Regions from separate parts of the Homo sapiens genome. Here regions 1 and 3 are each linked to region 2. Evidence: chromatin contacts called from ENCODE Hi-C or POLR2A ChIA-PET data. All regions are on one chromosome and are shown on one strand. The core of a region is the stretch at or near the end of the contact, and the rest is flanking DNA. Distances in the headings are between cores, read along the strand shown.

What was found. A loop is a pair of places that touch in the nucleus more often than their neighbours do. ChIA-PET counts read pairs that join two places held with the same protein, here RNA polymerase II (POLR2A). Pooled maps may share reads with other maps.
Region 1: a loop to region 2 is called in a pooled map, with 17 times the contacts of the local background. The contact joins the promoter of CTDSPL2 here to the promoter of LCMT2 in region 2. A Hi-C loop is called at or near these places in 1 of 37 single-sample maps with no recorded cell type and 7 of 50 pooled maps. POLR2A ChIA-PET finds 5 or more read pairs at or near these places in 1 of 52 experiments (A673).
Region 3: a loop to region 2 is called in a pooled map, with 8 times the contacts of the local background. The contact joins the promoter of VPS39-DT here to the promoter of LCMT2 in region 2. A Hi-C loop is called at or near these places in 5 of 50 pooled maps.

The regions. Positions count from the first base shown.
Region 1 is chr15:44,426,211-44,428,910 of GRCh38, forward strand. CTDSPL2 (CTD small phosphatase like 2) reads left to right here and starts at 1,419. Exons shown (of 13, transcript NM_016396.3): 1 at 1,419-1,562. LOC124903479 (a long non-coding RNA gene) reads left to right here. Exons shown (of 3, transcript XR_007064605.1): 3 at 84-107. RefSeq lists enhancers at 321-928, 583-812, 929-1,536, 1,093-1,472, 1,537-2,143.
Region 2 is chr15:43,329,232-43,331,992 of GRCh38, forward strand. LCMT2 (leucine carboxyl methyltransferase 2) reads right to left here and starts at 1,342. Exons shown (of 1, transcript NM_014793.5): 1 at 1-1,342. The coding sequence starts at 1,258. It overlaps MAPDA (N6-Methyl-AMP deaminase), which reads left to right and starts at 1,441. Exons shown (of 13, transcript NM_001324366.2): 1 at 1,441-1,628; 2 at 2,669-2,761. RefSeq lists enhancers at 1,250-2,200, 1,433-1,482.
Region 3 is chr15:42,206,959-42,209,658 of GRCh38, forward strand. It overlaps VPS39-DT (VPS39 divergent transcript), which reads left to right and starts at 1,443. Exons shown (of 3, transcript XR_932181.3): 1 at 1,443-1,726; 2 at 1,806-1,959. VPS39 (VPS39 subunit of HOPS complex) reads right to left here and starts at 1,346. Exons shown (of 25, transcript NM_015289.5): 1 at 1,123-1,346. The coding sequence starts at 1,195.

The DNA.
Region 1 (2,700 bases), core at 169-2,668, 1.1 Mb after region 2:
TGTTTTACAACGCCTATCATGCCATCCTTGTATTCGCTTTATCAGTTTTTAAATTCTGTTTACTTGGGTGTCTTCTTCAATAGATTATGATCTTTGGCCGGGCGCGGTGGCTCACGCCTGTAATACCAGCACTTTGGGAGGCCGAAGCGGGCGGATCACGAGGTCAGGAGTACGAGACCAGCCTGACCAACGTGGTGAAACCCCGTCTCTACTAAAAATACAAAAATTAGCCGGTCGTGGTGGCGCGCGCCTGTAATCCCAGCTTCTCGGGGGGCTGAGGCAGAAGAATCGCTTGAACCCGGGAGGTGGAGGTTTGAGCCGAGATCGCGCCACTGCACTCCATCCTGGGCGACAGAGTGAAGACTCCGTCTCGAAAAAAAAAAAAAATCATTACCTTTGGGGAAGGCAGTATCCGTGTCTGCCTGGCTCACTGTTTTACCCGTCGCACCTAGTTATTTTTTCAATAAATATTTCTTGATTGAATAAGGAGAGTGGCTTGGAGTTTCAGTGAAAAATGTTCTTCCAAACACTAGGCTTGGTTTTCCGATACCCCACTAGAACTGGATTCTCTGGACTGATACATTTTCACTCTGTGGAGCTGACCGTCCTTTGACCTAGGGTCGCAGGTGGGAGCCCACTGGCCTGAAAGATCCGAGTTTTCAACCTGCAGAATCACCGCCAACATAGGGTTGAGTCGAAGGGCATGAATATTTATGATCCAAAAGCGACTGCTACGCCCTCTAGGCAATGAGCTGGAAAGGGAACCTTCAAGGGCCACCGAAATCCCAGGAAAGGCGCCAGATTCGCTTTCTCCCGGCCTCAGGCAGCTCTCCCTACGAACTACCTCCTCCAGCGCGCCAAGCCGTTAGTCCCGCCTTATCCCCTCAGCTCCACCTACCCAGCGCGCCCACAGTTACTAAACCCTAGCCGCCAGGGTGCACTACGCGTTCCTAAGCCCCGCCTCCGGGGCAAGGGCGCGCTCCCCCTCCCAGCTCTGCCCAAGCAGTTCCGTTAGGAGCGGGAGGAAAAACCGTCCTTCGGGTCCCCGCCTCTCCACTCCTAACGCTTTACTCCCTACTCCCCCTGCGACCACTACACAGCCGGCTACGGAGGCCCCTAATGTACAAATATCCCCCAGGCCCTTGCTCATCCTGATAGGTTTTGTCCTTTCTTAATCGACCCAGTACTAAGGCCTTGTGTTCAGTTTTTCTCCAGGATTCAGACTAGAGAGTTTCTTCCGGCGTAAGGAACTTCAACGCTCTTCACGGAAGTAAAAGTGTTTTTTTGGTTGTTGTTGCCGTTGTGGCTGCCCGCATTCCTTCCCTCCCACCTCGCGGAATTGTGGCGGGAGGGGGAGGAGGAAGTCAGGGCGCCTGCGCGGAGAGGCCGCTTTCCATCCGGGTCCCTGTCCGTGCGGTGCAGCAGGTCGGTAGGCGGGAAATGGCGACTGGCTGAAGGAGCTGGTTCTGTTGCTGCTGCGGGGTAAGCGGGAAAGACACCACACATTGCGCAGTCGGGACCATCGCCGGAGCCTGAGGACACTTCTCTGTCGTCACAGTTAGGTAATCCCCTTCGTCCAGACGCCGCCGCTGCTTCCAATCTCAGTCCTCCTCCTCTTCCAGGGCCGTCTGCCGGGATCTCCTCCCCTTCTAAACCTGGTCCTCCAGCGGCTCTGGCGCCTTGGTAGGCATGCACTCTTTGGCGCCTCGTACGTCCACTGTGCGGAGCCGCTCCTGTCTGGACTTTCCCCTGGGAACAGAAAGGGAGCTCACTTCCCGCCAGCTTCACCTCTTAGGTTGCGGCCTGCGTTGTGATTTCTGGGGTTAGATTTCACTTTGCTACCCACCCCCACTCCGATCTCAAGTTCCTAGTCCCCAACCTCTGGGTAATTAAGTTAGAAGTTTAGCTTTTTTTAACCTTTTTGGCCCACCTCATGTTTTCAGCATTTCATTCTTTGGAGTAGGGTGCTTTTAGGGGGGCGTTGCTCTTATCTCAGTTCTTATAAACACCTTTTCAGAATCTGGAAGAAGGGATTTGACTAAGTTCTGTTTATCTTTTGTACTGTTAAAATCTCGAGTTGACATTGTTACTTTTTCAAATCGGGAGTGGTAGTAAAGAACAGTCCATGTGGAAGGCGTCTGGTTTCCACAGTGGTCAGTTAAAGAGTGAACCTTATTATCCTTAATATTCTCTGCTTTCTTTGGATTTTAAATGTCTGTATGGGTGTTTACTTTTGCATTCTTGACCAGAGTTCTGTGGTAAATAATTGCATAAGTAAATCTTGTTTATTTACTTCTCACCCTAGTGGTGGCTGGATGTGTGAATGATGTTAAACACTTCAGCGTACCTTAGGGAAACCTAAAGAGATCTAAGAGCTCGTAAACTTACCTGAGATCCTGAAATGAAACGTACTCAGTAGATGTTCCTCCGAGGCAGGGATTTATCTTCCTAATGCTGGTAACGCAGTACCAAGATGAATTTCTTCAGTGGGTATACAAATTAGTGACTTGAAATGATGGATTTATCTGTGTAATTTTCAAATTGTAGATTGCTTTGTCTCCCCATTCTTCGCCCAGTTTTAAATTTTCGTTCCTGGTCCATTTTTTATTCTTAGAAAAGGGAAATGGCGTGTTAAAGCTAGTTTTACTATATTTCTTTACTTTTTCTTTCCTTTTTTTTAAATTACATTGCAGACCAATT
Region 2 (2,761 bases), core at 92-2,591:
GATAAAGGCGTCCATCCCACTGAACTCCAGTCCCACAACTGCCTATTTGGCTGCCTTTCCATTCAGAGTCACAATCTCTTGAGAGCAAGTGAAACTGGCTCACTCGGCAGTGCCGCCCCTCCTGCTCTCCAAATCCTCCTGCACTGAGAATAACGTCTGGGCTCAAGAAGACAGAGGCGTGGCCATATCTCTTCAGGTTTGGGACCTGGCCCTCGCTACTGACTACGCTGGCAGGGAATACCCCTGAAGGCGAAGCAGGATTTACGCGAGGAAATGCCTCTGAGGATGGAAACACTAGGGTGTGGGAGAGGGTGTCTCCCCTAGAAGCTGCCAGAATGAAATAATGGGCGCACTTCAGATGCCACTCCTCAAATTCGTCAAAGGGTTCAATATTTTCCACCCGCCGGCGTTCTTCTGCGGGAAGAAAGCAGTGATAGAATTCATTCATGTCCACGGCACCGCAGGCGGTCCAGCCAGCTTGAAGGAAGCGGCGCCGCTGCGCCTCCACGTCAGGAAAACGCTCCAGGCCATGCAGGGGGGAGTTTAGCTGCCGAAAATGTTGCAGCATGAACTGGCCAAAGGCGTCTTGAGGCCTCATCTGCTCATAGACCACGAAAAGGGCATTAGGAAAACGCTGGGCTGCCCAGGCGATGAGGGCCGCGGCACTCTCCGGCTCGAGGTAGGTCAGCACCGCCTCGGCCAGGAGCAGAGTGGGTGAGGCTGCGTCGAGCCCCGCGGCGCCCAGGGCCTCCTCCACTCGCTGGAGCTGCCGCAAGTCCAGACCCAGGATGCAGTAGTCTGCGCTCTCAAAGCACAGCGCGGACGCGGGCTCCCCCCTCTCGAAAGGCCCGGTTAACGCGCACAGCTCTGGCGTCTCTCCAATCCTTTCTGCTTTGCGCCGCGCCACGTCCGGAAAATCCACCTCCCAGACTGCAGCCCGGGCCAGGCGGCCCGCGGTTTTTAAGCGAAAATAGAGCGAGTCGAAGCCAGCGCCGAGAGACAAGATCTGCGCGCGAAGCGCGGCCTGGGGCGCGCCAATCTGCTCCAAAAAAGCGCGCACGCAGTGCCTCACGGCGCGTGCGCGGACGTAGTAGCCTCGGTGAATGAGCGGTGCGCGGCGCGCCGCGCCCGGAACCAGCAACGCGGCAAAGGGGTCCTGCACGTACCCGCGCGCGGCCAGGGAACGCTTGCTGAGGGCGCTGCTGTCGTTGGTGTTCTGTACCGCGCCTGCCCGACGCTCACGGCTCCGGGGGCCCATGGCCAGAAGAGACTCAGGAATGGCAGTCTGTCACGGTTGTGAGCCGCCCCTTGGTTAGCACACACCTCACGGACCTCGGTAGGGGGAAAAAAACCACCCATGCTCCTGGACTTCCCCTTCCGCCGGCACTTGTGCGTCACTTCCGGGAAGAGCGCATCTCGCCAACCAGAATTGAGGAGGGTGTAGCCAGTGCTAAGTTCGCTTGCGGCTGACCTTTCTTTGGAATGTCGTGAGTTCCATTTGTCCCAGAATACGGTCCGCTACCGCTGTGACATGAGTGTTAGGGAAGGCGGGTTGTCACGTTTCTACAAGCCTTCCAGTCAAAAGGGAAACCTTGCCTAAGTCCTTGTAGTTGAGAAATCTCTAAGAGGTGAGTCTGTGGGGACTGACGACTTGGCTTCCTTGGACCGCCAAGGAAGGGTCTGGTAGGAGCCAAGAAGGGTCGGCACCACGGACCTTCAGTAGGCAAGGATTAGTTAGCTTCCTTGGGTGCTAATAGTTGCTGATTTATTTAATGCTCTCACAGTTGCAAAAGAGAACCCCATTTAAAACTTGAAAACAAGTCACTAAGGCCAGGGTGCAAACTGAAGAAACCGACCTTTACAAATAATTTATAGACACCTAACAAGAAGACGTTTCCCCACAGATAGTAGACTGTTGATTCCCTTGTATTCCCAGCCCTATGTTAGACTGACGGTGAATAAACCACTCAGCCTCTCTTTCTCATCACACCGCCTTGGAGAATTCTGTGGATTTTAAAGTAGTGTTGAATATGTCCCCAGAAAGGGGAGTCACTGAAGAGAGGTGATTGTTCCCTGTGATATGTTCTGAGCTTTGTTTTTAAGGAGTAAATCCAGGTTAGACTTCAGAATAATCATAAAGTTTCTAAATTGGGTGTCTGGGAGTCATCCATAGGAAACCACTTCCAGAGACATTTAGGAAATTTATCATTTGTTCACTGGGATTTGGTGACTGACTGGCTGAAATAGAAAAGGAAATCAGATAACTTTATGGTTAACTACAGGTGGTACTGCATAATGGTTAAGAGTGTGAGTTTTGGAGTCCAGCAGATTTGGATACTGGAGTCAAGAAAAAGTTTCGTATTTTCCAATGTTTTCTTGTGGAACAAAATGAAATAAGAAAGAAAAGGTTTGGATCAGGATAAAGATTCGGTAATTGAAAAGTGACATTTAGATTTGGTGTTTAAAAGCTCATTAATGGCCTTAGGGAGAGCAGTTTCTGTGGAGCAATAAGGGCAGAATCCATGTTTCAGTGAATAGGAGGTGAGTTAAAGGAGGTATCCAGTCTAAATTATTATACTTTCGAGGAGCTTAACTCAGAAGGAAAAAAGGGTCAGGGCAGTGGCTAAAGAATATTGTGGGATAAAAGAGTCTTTTGTTTTGTTTTCAGGTGGAAGCAAATACTGCACATGCGTGTTGGTCCTGTGAGGGAAACCAGCTAGTGGAGAGGGAGAGGTTGAAGGAACAGAAAAATGAGAAGACA
Region 3 (2,700 bases), core at 193-2,692, 1.1 Mb before region 2:
GAGGAAGTAGGATTCTCCTCTTAACCCAAAGGACTAGAACTGCTTACTGTGGAGGTATGATTTTAAAGAGACCCAGAGCTGCTAAAGGAGGAAGGGTGCACATTAACATGAAAATTCTTCGTGAAAGAACCCTACAGAAGAAGTCATCAAGAACTCTGCAAGGATGACTCGGTGACACTGTGAACAGCTGACGCACATGGTATCAGACACCACCAAGATTCCATAAGGCCCATCATGGTTACCTATCTAGCTCAGTATAAGATCTGATTAAGGGATCTGAATCATCTTTTTATGGTCCTTGATTTCTAGGACCTAAACATTAAGAGGAAAGTTAGAAATGATTTCCTTGGTCTTTGGCGGCTGGTATCAAACCAGTCACTCACGGATAAGAGCACAATGTTCACCGTTATCCCTGAAACCTTCATTTGTATTTCAGAGCACACAAGAGATGTCTGTCCCGGCCTTCTGCACTAGTCAATCCCAAAAGGACTATGCTAGTTTTTATGGGTTAGGTTTCAAGACAGTCTGGAAACTCTTCCGCCTACAGTTAGGTAACTTGGACACTTTGGATATAAGGTAATCAACCGCTTGGCTAGATTCAAAGGTTAGCTAACTACATGAGTTCCCTACAGGAATGAGAAATGAACGAATGATCACTAAGGGGAAAAAAAAGCATATGGTGTTAACTTGTTCAATGCCCCCAAAACCAGGGTTGACTTTCATCTAGAAAACAACACAAACATCTGGACAACTTCAAGCCCCTGGCAGGCTGAGAACTTCTTACTGCTTTGACCCTCTAAAATGAAGTCTTCGTGGGAATCAAAATGGGCCAAAGCTGAGCACAACTAAAAAGGAAAGCTCATCCTCCCACTCTGCACAGAGAGCAAAAGCAAGGGGAACTCCCCTAAATGACTGGATCACTGGGATCACCCAAGTAGCCCCACAGACATCGATGTCTATAGCCGGTGGTCATCTCTCTGCCTTCTCTCATCCTAAGCCCCTCTCGTGTAGCATCCAACCGAAGCCCACACGGATGGACGCCTGTCCACTTCCCCGGCCTCAGAAAAGATCCGGACCGCTCCTGTGCTGACTCCGCCTCGGCCCCGCGGCCCCTCGGCTCACCCCAGGCAGCCAGACAGTCGATTTGCAGAGGCAGCTTTTCTAGGATCGGCACTGGCTCGAAAGCGTCGTGCATGGCGGCAAGGGGAGAGTTGCCACCGCCGTCTCGCCCAGAGTGTTCCGGGCCGGGCTGGGGTCCGGAACGAGTCTGGGCTAAGGGTAGACCGGGATCCGGCCAGGAACCCCCCGGCTACAGGCCCTTCAACAACACAGCCATCGTCAACCCCGGACTTCCTGCTAGTTAGGCCCGCCTCTTCCGCAGCCGAAGTCCCGCCCCTTCCTCCCGGTGCACTCTAAATGAATTGTTTTGTTGCTGAGTTGCCATCGTCACTCTGGACCCATAGCTACTCCATCCCGAGTAGCCATGGGCTTACCATAGAAGGAACAAACTCTTAATCTTAGAACTGCTTTAGGCAGTGGGCGTGATGGTTAAAAACTCGGCCTTTGGCGTCGACCTCAGACGGAGATCTACCAATTAGGAAATTAGCTGTGATTTAGAAAATTTAATATTTCGATGCCATACTTTCCTAATCTGCAAAATTTTTGTAAATACCTGTGACCTAGTGTCGTGAGCGCTTAGCAACACCTGACACCCACTAAGCTCTCAGTAAGTGGTAGCTTTAGTATTACCATTATATCCCAATTAGTACAAGCACCTTACCTTAATGCTTTCATGGTTGTTCTAGGCCAGTGGTTCTGAAAGTGGTTCTAGACCAGCAACAACAGCAGTAGCAGCAGCACCTGTGAACTTGTTAGAAATGCAAAGTTTCAGGCCCATTCCAGTTCTACTGAATCTGAAACTCGAAGGGAACAGCAACCTATGTTTTAATAAACCCCAAGGTGAGTCCATGCACTTAAAAGCTTGAGAACCACCATTTTAGGTTAGGGTTGTTCAGCGATAGCACTACCGGCATTTAGGACAGGATAATTTCTTGTTGGGGGAGGGGGCATGTTCTGTACAATGTAAGATGTTTAACAGCATCCCTAACTTCCACCCACCAAATGCCAGTTATCTTCCCCACAGAGGTATAAAAATGTCTCTTTTCCGTATGTCCTCTGGGAGGCAAAATTACCCTGAGAACCACCATTTGAGGCCAATGCTTTTCAAATTTAACGTGCATACAAATCACCTAGAGACATTGTTAAAATGCCTCTTTTGATTCAGTAGGACCAGAGTAAGACCCTCAGTTGAGCACCAAAAATCTCCCAGATGTTGCTGGTCCCTGGATCACATTTTGAGTAGCAAGAGTTTAGGCAAGAGATGATTCACTAACTCTTGGAAGTCAGTGAAATAAGCCTCCTTTTAATTTGATGACCACATTCCTACCAATTCAACTTTCCAAAGCTGTGTCTTACATCCTAATATTCCTTTAGGAAGGTGTCATGGCTTTTCCTCCTATAGGACCTGGGACCTGTACTGTCTGCGGTTACCTTAGTATTCCCCTTGAAGACTTAAAAAACAACAAAGTTTGGGCTGCAAGAATGATCTATATCTGGTCATTTCCCCCTAGGAAAACATCGTAGGTCAAAAAATTAAGCATTTGGGTTTAAAGCAAAAATGTAAAAGAAAAAGGGTAAGTC